2 separate regions of the Homo sapiens genome follow, and region 2 is linked to region 1. The links are chromatin contacts, found by Hi-C or POLR2A ChIA-PET in ENCODE. All regions are on one chromosome and are shown on one strand. The core of a region is the stretch at or near the end of the contact, and the rest is flanking DNA. Distances in the headings are between cores, read along the strand shown. Region 1 has its middle 49 kb from the start of MIR3125. Region 2 overlaps LOC100506474 (a long non-coding RNA gene).

Region 1 (7,090 bases), core at 4,324-6,823:
CCATTCCCATTTTGTCCATTACTAGCTCCTTCCTTTTGAAAGTCACTTGTCTTTTCCCCATATGTAAGAGAAAGATAATAGTACTGCTCTACCTACCCCGAGTCTTGTTACTAGAATCAAATGAGATCATTTATAAGCTTGGTAAAATGCAAAGTGATTTTGCTGAAATGATAAAAGAAAACTCAACTGACGTCTACTGTTTAGATTTATCAAATGTACCAGTAAGGCAAGGCAAACACTTGAGCAGTCACTAATACAGCAATAAATCTCACACACACACGTGACTCCACTAGCAATCTTCTGAGGTAGGGCAGAGGCATTGGAGGGGAGAGAACTTGGTAGAAACCGTGGTCTGGTAAGGCTTCCCAAGGAAGCGGGGGTTGATCTGAGCATTGAGACATGGAAACTTCTATCTATAGTGAAAAGATGTTACAATAACCCCAAAGAAAGGAACCCCCAGGCACAGGGACAGACTGTTCATGCAGACGTCTAGAGTGAGTTTATCAGACACGCCACTGCAGGAGCCTCTGGCAGGTGCTGGGCTAGACTAGGAGATGTTAATGTTGGGTCCATGAGTCTCCCAAGAAATCTGTGGCTGGAATTCAGTCGTTTGTAACCGTGGATGAAAAAATATTCCATCTTTGTTTTCACTAGCCTCCAACTGAAATTCAGCATGCCCTTTACTTTGGAATGTAGGCAACAAACCAGAATTGCATTTGCAGTACCTGTAAAATCAATAGCTATCACATATTTTATATTCTGTTACAGTTGTTGTAGAGATCTCAAAATATTATTTACATTCATCACAACTGCAAAATTATATTTATTAAATCACTGTTAGATTTTTAAAAATGTAATGTGTTAAAGAAACACACATAGTACTATGTCATACCTTTATTTTAATATACATAACAGTAATCCAATAGAATTTTTTCCTTTAAAATTCCTGGTTTTGTTTTACACATTTAAAATATTCTCAGAATGGCTTCATAGGCTTTGCCACAGTGTCAAAGGAGCTCCTGGAATGGAAAAGCTAAGAAACCCTGGGTAGCATAAAGGAGAGATATTATCCAAGGTGGCTGAGGATGAGCTGACCCACAAGACCAACTTATGTTCAGATTGTGAAGTTGGAGCTGAGTGTTATGTAACAGATATAAGGAGAGAGGTGAAAATGTTGTGGGAAGAGTAGTCAGGGTAGCAGAAGTCAGAAGTTAGAATTGGGAATGGGTGGAAAGAGTATCACCATCAATTTAGATTTGCACTTGTTCAGGATGAGGTTATTAGCAGTGAACACATGGATTAGAAAAGCTTAAAGGGCTTTATAAGATTTTAGTAGCCATGATATCAATATTGATAGCCAACTTAACTGAGCATTTATGTAGCAGGCACTAATGTTCAGAATCTTACATGGGTAAACTCAGTGAACTCTAATGACTCCATATAGCTCATGTTTAAGAAAATGAAGTTCAAAGAGGTTAATTAACTTTGCCACAGTCAAGCAAATGGTAAAGCTAGGGTTTACACCCAGGGAGTTCAAATACACTGGGAGTGATTGCAAATTAAGAAAGTTTCCTCCAATGCTGATCCTTTAGGTAGGCGAAAGACAGAGGCATTCCTAGAAGGCTGGAGCCCATTTCTAATGGCAGTAAGGTCCCCCAACCTGACTTCCCAACTTCACATATTAATACCAATGAAAGTGCTGGAAGCCATGTCTTGATTAATCCCTTATAAAGGGAAAGAAGTTGGAACCAAACATGGGATTACTAAAGGTCACCACATTGCCACTTGTTGAGGGTAACAGTGCCGGCAGAGCCTCTGGGCTGATTTGTTCTATGTGTTTTAAAGTCTTTCCTTGCCAGGGCCACTTTCTACCATTGTATTGACTGTATTCCTGAGTCACTGTAAGGTGGATCTCAGAGCAGCCCAGGTGACTTAGAGAGTTCTTATTGGAATTGACCAACAAGAAGCCTCATTAAAGCTGGGGGTAAGGTGAGAGATGAGGTTCTGTGGGTAACAGAAATCAGAGGGCAATTACCTTGTAATTATTTTCGAAACAAACATAACAGCAACAACAAAATAACATTGGGATTAGGGCACATATTTCAAATTCAGCACAGTCACCTAATCTCATCTGTTTTCCACTTGAAGTTTAAGAGACTGACCTCCTCGTGAGAAGGACACTACTGAGATCTCACCAACCCTTGTTACCTCCAAAAGTAAGTCAGTATATGGTAGACTTTATCCTTAGAAGGCTTTTCCACATATGAATCCATCTTTCTCTCATGTAACATCCTCTTCAGCACTTGTGTTGGCATCTGATAAAATAATTTTAAATAATTTAAAAATATGAGTCCTTACAAATATCCCCTCTCCCTGCCAACACATACATGTAGTCACACACAAACATACTTTTTAGTTATTAATATTGTATTATTCTGTTCTCAAGCTGCTAATAAAGACATATATGAGACTGGGTAATTTATAAAAAAAATAGGTTTAATGGACTCAAAGTTCCACGTGGCTTGGGAGGCCTCACAATCATGGCAGAAGGTGAAAGGCACGTCTTACATGGCGGCAGGCAAGAAAGAATAAAAGCCAAGTGAAAGGGGAAACCCCTTATAAAACCAACAAACCTCATGAGACTTATTCACTACCCCAAGAACAGTATGGGGGAAACTGCCCCCATGATTCAATTATCTCCCACCAGCTCCCTCTCACAACACATGGGAATTATGGGAATTAAAATTCAAAATGAGATTTGGGTGGGGACACAGCCAAAACATATCATTCTGACCCTAACCCCCACCAAAACTCATGTTCTCACATTTCTAATCCATTCATGACTTCCCAACAGTCCGCGGAAGTCTTAATTTACTTCAGCATTAACTCAAAGGTCCGTAGTCCAAAGTCTCATCTGAGACAAGGCAAGTCCCTCCTGCCTATGAGCTTGTAAAATCAAAAGCATATTAGTTACTTCCTAGATACAATGGGGGTACAGGCATTGGATAAACACACCCATTTCAAATGGGAGAAACTGGCCAGAATGAAGGGCTAAAGGTCCCACACAAGTCTGAAATCCAGTAGGGCAGTCAAATCTTAAAGCTCCAAAATAATCTCCTTTGACTCCATGTCTCACATCCAGGTCACAATATTGCAAAAGGTGAGTTCCCATGGTCTTGGGCAGCTCTGCCCATACGGCTTTGCAGGGTACAGCATCCATCTCGGCTGCTTTCATGGGCTGGCATTGAGTGTTTGCAGCTTTTCCAGGTGCACAGTGCAAGCTGTCAATGGATCTACCATTCTGGGGTCTAGAGGATGGTGGCCCTCTTCTCACAGCTCCATTAGGCAGTGCCCCAGTGGGGACGCTGTGTGGGGTCTCCAATCCCACATTTCCCTTCTGCACTGCTCTAGCAGAGGTTCTCCATGAGGGCTCTTACCCTGCAGCAAACTTCTGCCTGGGCATTCAGGCATTTCTGTACAACCTCTGAAATCTAGGTGGAAGTTCCCAAACCTCAATTCTTGACTTCTGTGCACCCACAGGCTCAACACCACATAGGAGCTGCCAAGGCTTGGGGCTTGCACCCTCTGAAGCCACAGCCTGAGCTGTACTTTGGCTCCTTGTAGCCATGGCTAGAGTGGCTGGGACACAGGACACCAAATCCCTAGGCTGCACACAGCAGGTGGGCCCTAGGCCCTGCCCACAAAACAATTTTTTCCTCCTAGGACTCTGGGCCTGTGATGGGAAGGGCTGCTGTGAAGAAGACCTCTGACATGCCCTGGAGACATTTTCCCTATTGTCTTGGCAATTAACATTTAGCTCCTCATTAATCATGCAAATTTTTGCAGCCAGCTTGAATTTCTCCTCAGAAAATGGGTTTTTCTTTCCTATTACATTGTTAGGCTGCAAAATTTCCAAACTTTTATGCTCTGTTTCCCTTTTAAACTGAATGCTTTTTAACAGCACTCAAGTCACCTCTTGAATGCTTTGCTGCTTAGAAATTTCTTCTGCCAGATGCCCTAAATCATCTCCCTCAAGTTCAAAGTTCCACAGATCTTTAGGGTGGGAGCAAAATGTCACCAGTCTGTTTGCTAAAACATAGCAAGAGTCACCATTTCTCCCCTTCCCAACAAGTTCCTCATCTCCATCTGAGCCCACCTCAGCCTGGATTTCATTGTCCATATCATTATCAGCATTTTGGTCAAAGCCATTCAACAAGTCTCTAGGAAGTTCTAAACTTCCCAACATTTTCCTGTCTTCCTCTGAGCCCTCCAAGTCTCTAGGAAGTTCCAAACGTTCCCACATTTTTCTGTCTTCTGAGCCCTCCAAACTGTCTCAACCTCTATCCGTTACCCAGTTCCAAAGTTGCTTCCACATTTTTGGGTATCTTTACAGCAGTGCCACCAGTAGCAATTTAGTGTGTTAGTCTGTCACATGCTGCTAATAAGGACATACCTGAGACTGGGTAATGTATAAAGAAAAAGAGGTTTAATCGAATCACAGTCCCATGTGGCTGGGAAGGCCTCACAATCGTGGTGGAAGGCAAAAGGTACATCTTACCTGGGGACAAGCAAGAGAGGATGAAAGCCAAGCAAAAGGGGAAACCCCTTATAAGACCAATAGATAACTTGAGACCTATTCACCACCACAAGAACAATATGAGGGAACTGACCCCATGATTCAATTATCTCCCACCAGGTCCTTCCCACAACATGTGGGAATTATGGGAGCTACAGTTCAAGATGATATTTGGGTGGGGACACAGCCAAACCATATCAAATATTGTAGTTATTTTAGGTCTTACTTGATCAAACACAAAAGTCTAACAACGTTAGTTCAATTTTTGTGTAATTCAGTCTCAAAAATTACTGTCTTTTGGTTTCTCAACTTGGGCTTCATTTTGAGAAAAATTATACTTTATTATCATTACTCCTCTTCTCTAATGGGATAGGATATGGGTTATATTGGGTTCTTTTTCTCTGGCCATGTTCTCTGTCATTTCATTTAATCTTCATAATGGCAATATGGGTAGAAATTCTTATTCCAGTTTTACAGATGAGGAAAATGGAATTCAAAAAGACTAAGAGACTTGCATGAGAGCATACTTCCAAGTAAGTGTGAAAGCTAGGCTTCCAATTCTGGTTAATTTATCTCAAAGCATATAAGGCTTACACTACTATACCCTATCTACCTCTCACATAATTTACCACATTATTTTGTAATGCTTACTCATTTGCACCTCCTACAAGTTTTTAGTATCCTACTATGCAGAGAATATAATGTATTTACCTTTGAGTTCCTTGTGTCTAACAGAATGCTTTATTAAGAGTGAACATTTAGTGAATAAATGAATGAATAAATTAATACTAGTAAGTATGACCAGTTTATTCTGCTGAATGACGTACATATTAAAACGATTAGAAACCTATTACCGTCTTAGATCCACTCACCCAAATAAGGCATGTAGGGCTGCATATATGGCTAGCTGGAACCATAGGCAATGATGGGGTGGTTGGAGTCTGTTATTCTCTGTCTTGAGGCAAGCCAGGTGATTCATCACATGGGGTGGGAGAGGATTGTTGGAAAAAGGATCTGAGAGGAAGTTAGGGTCAAAGAGAGGATGTGGAAGTTGAACCATGGTTCACACAAGAACCGGGAACAAATCCAAAGGAAAAGGAGTTCCAAAAGAAAAGAATTTATTTCTCTCTCCTTAGAATTCCATTCCATTGTATGAGCAATGTTTGGAGAAAGGACAGAAGAGAGAAAGGGAAACAGAAAGACAATATTTTCCTAAGTTGTTCTTTGTTAGGCGCTGTAATGGAGTGGAATGAGACCTGGATATGGCGTCAGAGAGACTGGGGCTCAAGAACTGTGCTCTGACATTTATTAGCTGTGGGCAAATAACTTAACATGTTTAAATCTTCATTTCTCATCTGTAAAATATGGTTGATACTATCCAACTTAAAAATCACAGTGCAAATTAAATGAGATAATCGTTGTGAAAATGTCTAGCATGGTGTCAGCCACGTATTAAATGTTCCGAGAGTGTTTACATAGATGACTAAGAAAAGCTTTAGTCTTCCTAAATATTTTCCAGGAAAGACTATCATGATGGGAACTGTTGGACAGGCAAGTCAGTAAATAGCAAGAAGGACTTGACCTTCTGTGTCTCCGGGATCCCACAGTTGCATAGACTTGGTGAGAGACTAATATGAAACAAATGTGTACTAGAAATATATTTTCTAAGCAAGCTCTCTTCCTGAGGAGCTGGGGAAGAGATTAAATCCTTTTCTGCCTGCATTCAACATGGATCTCCTGAATGGTGGTTGGCTGCCAAGCACTGTCTTGGACCTGGACAGACAAAGATGCAAAGACAGTGCTCCAGTTCTCTAAGGAATTGTGGTCTGTGGAGTCAGAAGGATATTTAGTGAGTGTTTTTCTATGTTGGGGAGGGCTGCTATATTGATTAAATTATGCATTCAGACACAAGTCACAGTTTTTGAGCTCCTTCATTGTTGTTATTTTTACACACACGTTTTCCAATTTAATTCTCACTAAAATGCCTCATGTTGTCATATCCATCTCTGCATTAGATGACAAGATGAAAACACAGAAACTAGGCATTGGTTTTAAGTTATTAAATTATAGGAGAAATGATCCAATTTAAAAATCAATGTTTTATATGTAAAGGGCAATCATGAAAAATATCCACACAAAATCTTGGAAAATATTAATATAATTATTCAGTTTATTTAGAGAAATGAGTAAGTTTTTCCTAACTGCTCTCACTGCAAACCCCAAAATGAAAAAAACAAAGTTAGAGGCAAATACTTTACATTGGATTGATACTAGGGGATGAATGTGAACCTCAACAATAACACTTCAATAAGTGGTATTTTACATTAAGCAGTTTTTCTTTTGAAAATATCTATTTTGACTTGACACCAAGTTTAAACTGATTCCATATTCAATACCTCTCTTTATACACCATAGATTCCTCACTTTTGACATCTTTAGTTTGATTCTTTTTTAAATTAACTTATTTTTTCTATTATTATACTTTAAGTTTTAGGGTACATGTGCACAACATGC
Region 2 (7,176 bases), core at 519-3,018, 180 kb after region 1:
TGAATAATAAGAATTTTCACAGGGCCCACCATGCACCCAGAAAAACAGATGAAAATACAGCCATAGGCTTTCCACAATATACATCATCTGAGATTTCAGGATTGATGGCAGAGAAGATAGGATAAGCTTCCATGCAGAAAAAAGTGGACTTCCAAAATTGGTACAAAAATCAAAATGTCATTGCTTCCTCATCAATAACATTGGAAGTTAAAATAAAGTGAAAAATGTATTTGACATTTTCAGAAGTTGATTTTCACCCTTGAATTTGATATTCAGGCAAATTATCAATTAAGTATGAGTATAGAGTAAAGACACTATCAGAAATCTAATTTCTGAACAATGTTACTCGTCACATCTCAGGAAGCTATCAGAGTATGGCCCTAAACCAAAATACCAGAATTGAAAATTTAAGAGTAGAAATATTAACATATTTTGAGGCTATAAAAGAAGCTATAAAAATAATATATTAAGAGTTAAAACTGAGTATCTCTGAGAACTAAAAATAATTGTTTTCAACGTTCTTTATTGAACTGTTCTACAATTTCAATTATATGCAAGTATAATTTTAATAAAAATAAAACTAATTTTACAAGTGGGTACGATAATGTAATTAAGATACCTTGCACATATTACTATATCTATAACTTCTACATTTTACCCAATTGTCCAAGTATTAATTAGGTGGAACCTTGAACAAGTCATTGTCCTTGCTAGGTTTGAGTTTACTAACTCAAGAAAAAAGTATTGACCTACATTACAATCCTTTTAAAAACCCCAGGAATTTATTAATCTACTTAATATTTACTAAGACTTCAGTGGAAAGTTATATGGATACTGTCTTTAAATATTGTTAAATTTTTACCCCCGATTTTAACTCTTTATCATAAGACTGATAATTTGGCAAGCAAATATAGCAAGCAGAATCTAAAATATATTTTCAACTTGTTATTTGATCAAGTGGAGTATTGAGAAAAATGTAACTTTCACATCTTCTCGCAATCTATAAAAGGTCAACATTACTACCTTTTCTTTCTCTTAGTAGTAGGAAGTACCCCAACTTTGTAGAAAGGGTATGGCCAAGGCTATCAACACAAAAGCATTCTCTCAAAATTTAGAAACTGAATACCATTTAAGAAGCTTGGCAATTTCACATCCATAAATCTGTTTCACAGTGCCTGGTCCACAGTGGACTTTCAGTGAATGCTAGTTTATAGAATCATAAAACCATGGCATGTAGTTTGGAGACATTTAGAAAGAAAGAAACTTCCGGAGAGCCATGGCTTCCATACTCTACTACCCAACTGAAAAAATGCTATTCCTAAAAAAGCATGTGCCTCTGCTTTAGTGTCCTTTGCCTATGGCCCCTCCCTCTCCCTCCCAGCCCTTCACTTCTCTGAACTGGTTCTTTGTCCTTGCAAGCAAATCAAAGGGAAATTGAAATTGATCTCAGGGATGATGGCTGGCTAGAGTTAGAAACAGGAGATCCTGTGAGTTCGGATAGTTTCTATGACCCCTCCTTCCCATCCACCGCGCCCCCCACCCCGCACACCCCACACCCAATTCAATTAATTTCAAGTTGAAACAGATTTATTTATACTTATATTTTCCAGAATATTCTTCTGAAATTTTCTTGATTTAGGCTAATTTCTAAGTGCTTTCCTCCTTTTTATTTTAAAAGAAACTTGAGACCCTGGTCTCTATTAAAAAGGAAGAAAGCATCATTGATGTCCATCTTCCCTCCAGCTACCCTGAATTTGAGCAGACTGCATGACTCATCTTTCCTAGAAATACAACAATGAGATCATCATGTCTGTTTCCTTCCTACTCTGAGTACAGTTGAATTGGTTTCCTCTGTGTTCAGAGATAATTTTTTTTTCTGAAAAGCCCTTTGCTTGTTAATACACAAGAGTTTAATTATATATTTAGAACACAGCATGGAAGAAAATGAGCAGTGATTAATACATTCTGTTTTTTCTTCAGGCAGCTCAATCTCTACTTCCAAAACTAAAATTGTATAAATCATAGAAGGAGATACATCTGCATTTTATTTTAACACCTCCTGTGATAAAGAACTCACCACTTCCACAGGAAGTTAATTCTGCTTTTAACAATTTCTTTAGATAATTTTTGCTTGCAGGGACCTAAAATCTGATGGCTTCTGACTTCAGCTTTTTTAGCTCTATCCCTGAAATTTACAGCCAAGGAGAATATTTCTGGCCCTTTTCCAGGTGATATATCTTCAGATATTTGCAGACAATTATCATATCACATGATCTGACCTACATGAAGTGTAAATTTCTTAGAACATGGTCTGCTTCACTTTAGATATTTAGTTGTACTGCCAGATTAACAATCTTGCCTGAATTAACAAACAAATTCAAATAACTGATCTACATTTCTGTAAATGACTATTTCATCAAATTGAAAATTTACTACTGCAGTAAAGCCAAATATCTGGACAAATAAGTTTTGCCTGAATTGCATGGAGAGTTTGGGATTGTTGTTATATAAACAGTATCTAGACCATATATGTTACAAAACTATAAGCAATTCTATATTTTTATTGTTTTTACCTTTCTTCATAAAAAGTATTGTCTAAATCAAGTTATTGCATCAATCCATATACAATTCAAATATGAAATTCTCATTCATTGATTTTTATATTATTTGTACACAAACAGAATGTAACAAAATGTATGATACTTATTTCTGTATTTCCAAGATATTAGTATTCAAATATCGTTCTACCAGTACATTCTCAGATTCTCTTTGAAATTGAAGTTGAATAGAATGCCAGATTTATCTCAGGTGCAAAAATATGGTTGTCAAATAAACAAACAAAAAGAACTAACACAAAACAGAGAATTAAGAAAATATCTCAGTAGCCCAAATAGCATTCCAGTTATAGACATCCATACATGAGAAAGCATAAAATGAAATGGAGTTATTAGATATTCAATCTGGAAAGAACTTTATTATTTCTCATAAAAGCTTAGGGGCAACATTAAGTACATTTTCAAAAAAATCTTGAGAGCACAGACTCATAATTTTGAAGCTCAAATAAGACTTCAGAGGTATATAAAGAGCACTGGACTAAGAGTCAAGATACCTTGGCTCAAGGTACAACTTTGCTATTTATTAGCTGGTCCTTGACATGACCAGGTTAGCAAGGTAGAAAGATTACAAAGGTTGGCATGAAGAAGGTAGGCTTGTATGAGTGATGGTGGATGATAACAAATCTGGGGAAATGAAATGAACTACAGACAGGACACATGCGATGTGCTTCAGAGTATGCAGCTTTTCCAATCAAGGAAAGCTTCGTGCAGGAGGCCAAACAGAACCTGAACGCTGCAGTATGACCTCAGGGACTCACATCACTTTCTGAAATATCTAACAAAAATCGCATTTCTGCTGTTGCACTCTGAATTCCTAGAACTTGTGCGTGAACCATTTCACTGCATTCATTTTCCCCATGTTATTCTTTAACCAGCCTTCTTTCTTGATCACATTCCTAGATCTGAGATGTTTTCCTTTCAGTCTTTTCGGCATAAGACCTAATTACATAGCTAGTTGTCCAGTAATGTCTGGGAAGAGAAAAACCTTAAGTTTGTCATCTCTCAGTAGGACACCCCGGCTAAAGCCTTCTGGACACAGCAAGGATATTGTCTTCTCTCTCTTATAATCCTGTTGTATCTTCCACACATAGCATAATCAGCTATAAAGTTTTCCAATTCTTCAAAATAATTACTACCACATTTCTCAGAGATTTTCCAAGATTTCCTCAAAATTGGGAAAGTATTGATTCAGCTCAGTATTGATTCAGTCTAGTATTGATTCAGCTTCACTTATCACTTTCAGTGGATGGGTGGTCTTCACATGTACTGGACAGGTCCTCACTTAAATAAGATTTAGCAGCTACAAATCCAGTTACTGCATCAATCCACGTACGATTTATCTGTAGGTGAGCTCACAGTCCAAATGTGGACTGCCAGAAGTTGGGCAAAATGGAACTTGGTTCATTCTGCAGAGTGGACCACTGGGAATTGTACTGAGAATTACCAGAGCTGCATATCCTCTATTCACTCCTCCAGCTACAGTCTCTGCTTTCCATTGTGGCCCAGGAGACAAACTTACATTCTACATTATCAGCTTCTTTGATCTCTTGGCTTAGAGTAGCTTCAGCCAATCAGAGAACCTAGAGGGACACTGAACAAGGGAAAAGAGAAGTCTGAGGGTTTATCCACACAACCCCTGTCCGCCTCAGGCCCATGGCTTGAAAGTAGCTACATCTCTGCCAACACTCAGATTCTGTGGGGCACCCTTCTCTCAGGGCTCCAGCACTCCAGGGTTCTGTAATTTTGCTTCCTCCTCTCTCCCTTCCAGGCCTACAGGCAGTAGCTGCTCCCCGCTATTGCCAGGCTCTGGAGCTAGGGTGTAGCTGTGCCTCATCGGTTCCCTTCACTCTGCTCATACCTCCATTAACAAGCCATTCATAAACACCCTTTCTCATACCTTTGAACTCTATCTATAGATACCACAATGGTAAGAAAGACTGGTGAACATTTTGGAGGCAAACACACACCTGATGTTTCTGCAATTATGTTGGATTCAGAGCAAGAATACCTAGACTCTGTTTCTAGTTCTGTCACTTACCGGCTTTGTGATCTCAGCAAAGTTAATTATTAGGTTGGTGCAAAAGTAATTGTGTTTTTTTGTCATTTTTTTAATGGCAAAAACCGCAATTACTTTTGCACCAATGTAATATCCCAGAGACTCAGCTTTATCATCTGTAAAATGGGAGTAATAAACTCTCAGCTTCATTGTATGAGTTAAATTATATAAAAACTTAATATAGCTGTCACTTTTTCCTGAATTCATGTGTCCTTTGGTTTTTGATAACATTTTCCAAATAACAAAGTAATATGAAAGATGTTCCTACTCTTTATTAGTCTCAGCCGCTCTCCAAGTATCCTCTGGGTTTGCTTTTCACTTTCTTTTCTTTCCTCTAAACCCTAAAGAATCCTGTACGCAACAACACCGTATCCAAACCCTGACCTAGTGGGCTCGATGTCTGCGTTTGTGAGGACCACTCAGGCTGGTAACTGCCCACGCTGGTAAAAACAGGTTTCCACATACCCCACTTGCCTTGTGCCCACCAATAAATCCTTTATTTATACTCACTTTTCTAAAATGCAATTAGTTGACGTGGACTGAGTGCCTTTTTGACTTTAAGACTTGCCTACCTATTTTCAGAGCTTTTAGAGGACTGCCTCTTCGGGCTGTCTCCAGGTTGGGCTACCAAGGGCCATGCTTGTAAGATTGCCATCCTGACTGCACTAGATTTTTCCCTTCGTATTTATTTGGAGAAATTGAGGGAAGAATATTCTTATGACTTCTCTTCACACAAACAAGGCAAGTGAAAGTGTAAACTGCAATATATGCTGGAAGTTGTTTGATAAAAATTCCTTTTATGACAATCCAGTTGGATGGGATGAGAGCAGGCTTTTCATCGTGAGACTGACTTGAATTGCTTTGGGACCTGAGTATCCTCAACCATTTGGAGTTCTGTTTTTCTCATTTGTAAGATGAAAATAATAATGTGTACTTTGATGAGGAAGTCACCAATAAGAGAGGACTTTGGGAGCGATAAATAAGACAATGTATGAGAAAGTAAGCTGTACAGGGTCACCTGGTAAGCACTCAGGATGTGTTCTGTTAAGTTTAATTTTTTTCTTTTTTTTGAGGCGGAATTTCACTCTTGTTGCCCAGGCTGGAGTGCAATGGCACAATCTCGGCTCACCACAAACTCCACCCCCCTTGGGTTCACATGATTCTCCTGCCTCAGTCTCCCAGGTAGCTGGGATTACAGGCATGCACCACCACGCCTGACTAATTTTGTATTTTGAGTAGAGACAGGGTTTTTCCATGTTGTTCAGGCTGGTCTCAAACTCCCAACCTCAGGTGATCTGCCTGCCTCAGCCTCCCAAAGTGCTGAGATTACAGGCCTGAGCCACTGTGCATGGACTATATTTATTAAAAGTTCATTTTTAGCCCCTTTTCTATATTTGCACAATTTCAACCAGGTTTCTAACCAGACACTTGTTTCTTGGCAGTTTGATATGTTTACTATGCATGAATAGTGACAAAATATATAAAAATTATCAATTATTTAAAAATGAATGATTTATTCAGAATTCATGTGCAGCCAAATATGAGTTTAGATGGTTACTTCCCATTTAGTAAGCCAGGTGAAGCTGTAATGATAATGAGAGTAGCAATAGCTGTTGCTTATAGAGAGCTTCCTCAGTGTCAGACATTGTTGTAAATACCACCTATATTTAACTCACAGAAACTTCATAACAAAGCTATGATATAGCTATTATTACTCCCATGACCAGATGAGAACATTGAGGCCGTGGAGAATGACTTGTCCAAGTGTTTTAGGCTGAAAAAGGGGCTGCTCCACCCAAAGATGTTCACATCCTAATCCCTTGAACCTCTGAATACGTTACTTTACTTAGCAAAAGGGACTTTGCAGATACAATTAACTTAAGAAAATTGAGTTGGGCAGCTTGTTTTAGATTATCCAGGTGGGCCAAATATAATCACAAGAGTCCTTATAAAGAGGGAGGCAAGAAGGTCAGAGTCAGGACTGTGTGTAATGATGAAAGAGAGGTCAGAGCGATGTGGGAACATGAGCCAAGGAATGTGGGCAGTCTCTAGAAGTTGGAAAAAGCAAGGAAAAATAATCTCTGCTAGAGCCTCCTGAAGGAACTAAGTCCTGCTGGCACCTCAGTTTTTAGTAATTTGTTATAACAAAAATAGGAAACTAATAAATCAAGTGACTCACCTGAGTTCACTCAATTTGTTTAAGAGTGGGAATAGAGGGAGCTTGAATTCTTATCAAGACAATTTGATTCCAAAATCTTTACCTTTAACCACCATACACTATAATTCATTCTAAATTTGCTAGCTAATATTTAATTAATGTGAATAACAATGTTCATCTCACAAAGCATTTGTGATAATTAATTATTAAAAGTCCTGAAATGTGTTGTGGTAGACTGAAAAAAATGTGGCTGCGATATTTGTAGCTCATTCCATAAAGAGATGGCATCAGTTTCCTTGCCTCTGGAAGCCAGGCTATCTTGTGACTCACTCTGGCAATAGAATGGG

What was found. Hi-C counts contacts between places; a loop is a spot of excess contacts on that map. ChIA-PET counts read pairs that join two places held with the same protein, here RNA polymerase II (POLR2A).
Region 2: a map of endothelial cell of umbilical vein shows a loop between it and region 1 (5-fold over the local background). The contact joins two enhancer-like sites. A Hi-C loop is called at or near these places in 1 of 168 maps with a recorded cell type or tissue (endothelial cell of umbilical vein). POLR2A ChIA-PET finds 5 or more read pairs at or near these places in 3 of 52 experiments (OCI-LY7, Panc1 and T-cell).

What each region holds. Positions count from the first base shown.
Region 1 is chr2:12,782,423-12,789,512 of GRCh38, forward strand. No RefSeq gene overlaps it. Among named protein-coding and RNA genes, the nearest start is that of MIR3125, 49 kb to the left of the region's middle. Within about 2 kb of position 5,574, at least 5 of the 41 ENCODE cell types and tissues checked have a DNase peak (open chromatin) inside an H3K27ac peak, as active enhancers do.
Region 2 is chr2:12,963,828-12,971,003 of GRCh38, forward strand. It overlaps LOC100506474 (a long non-coding RNA gene), which reads right to left. Exons shown (of 6, transcript NR_038434.1): 6 at 2,955-4,206. Among named protein-coding and RNA genes, the nearest start is that of MIR3125, 230 kb to the left of the region's middle. Within about 2 kb of position 1,769, at least 3 of the 41 ENCODE cell types and tissues checked have a DNase peak (open chromatin) inside an H3K27ac peak, as active enhancers do.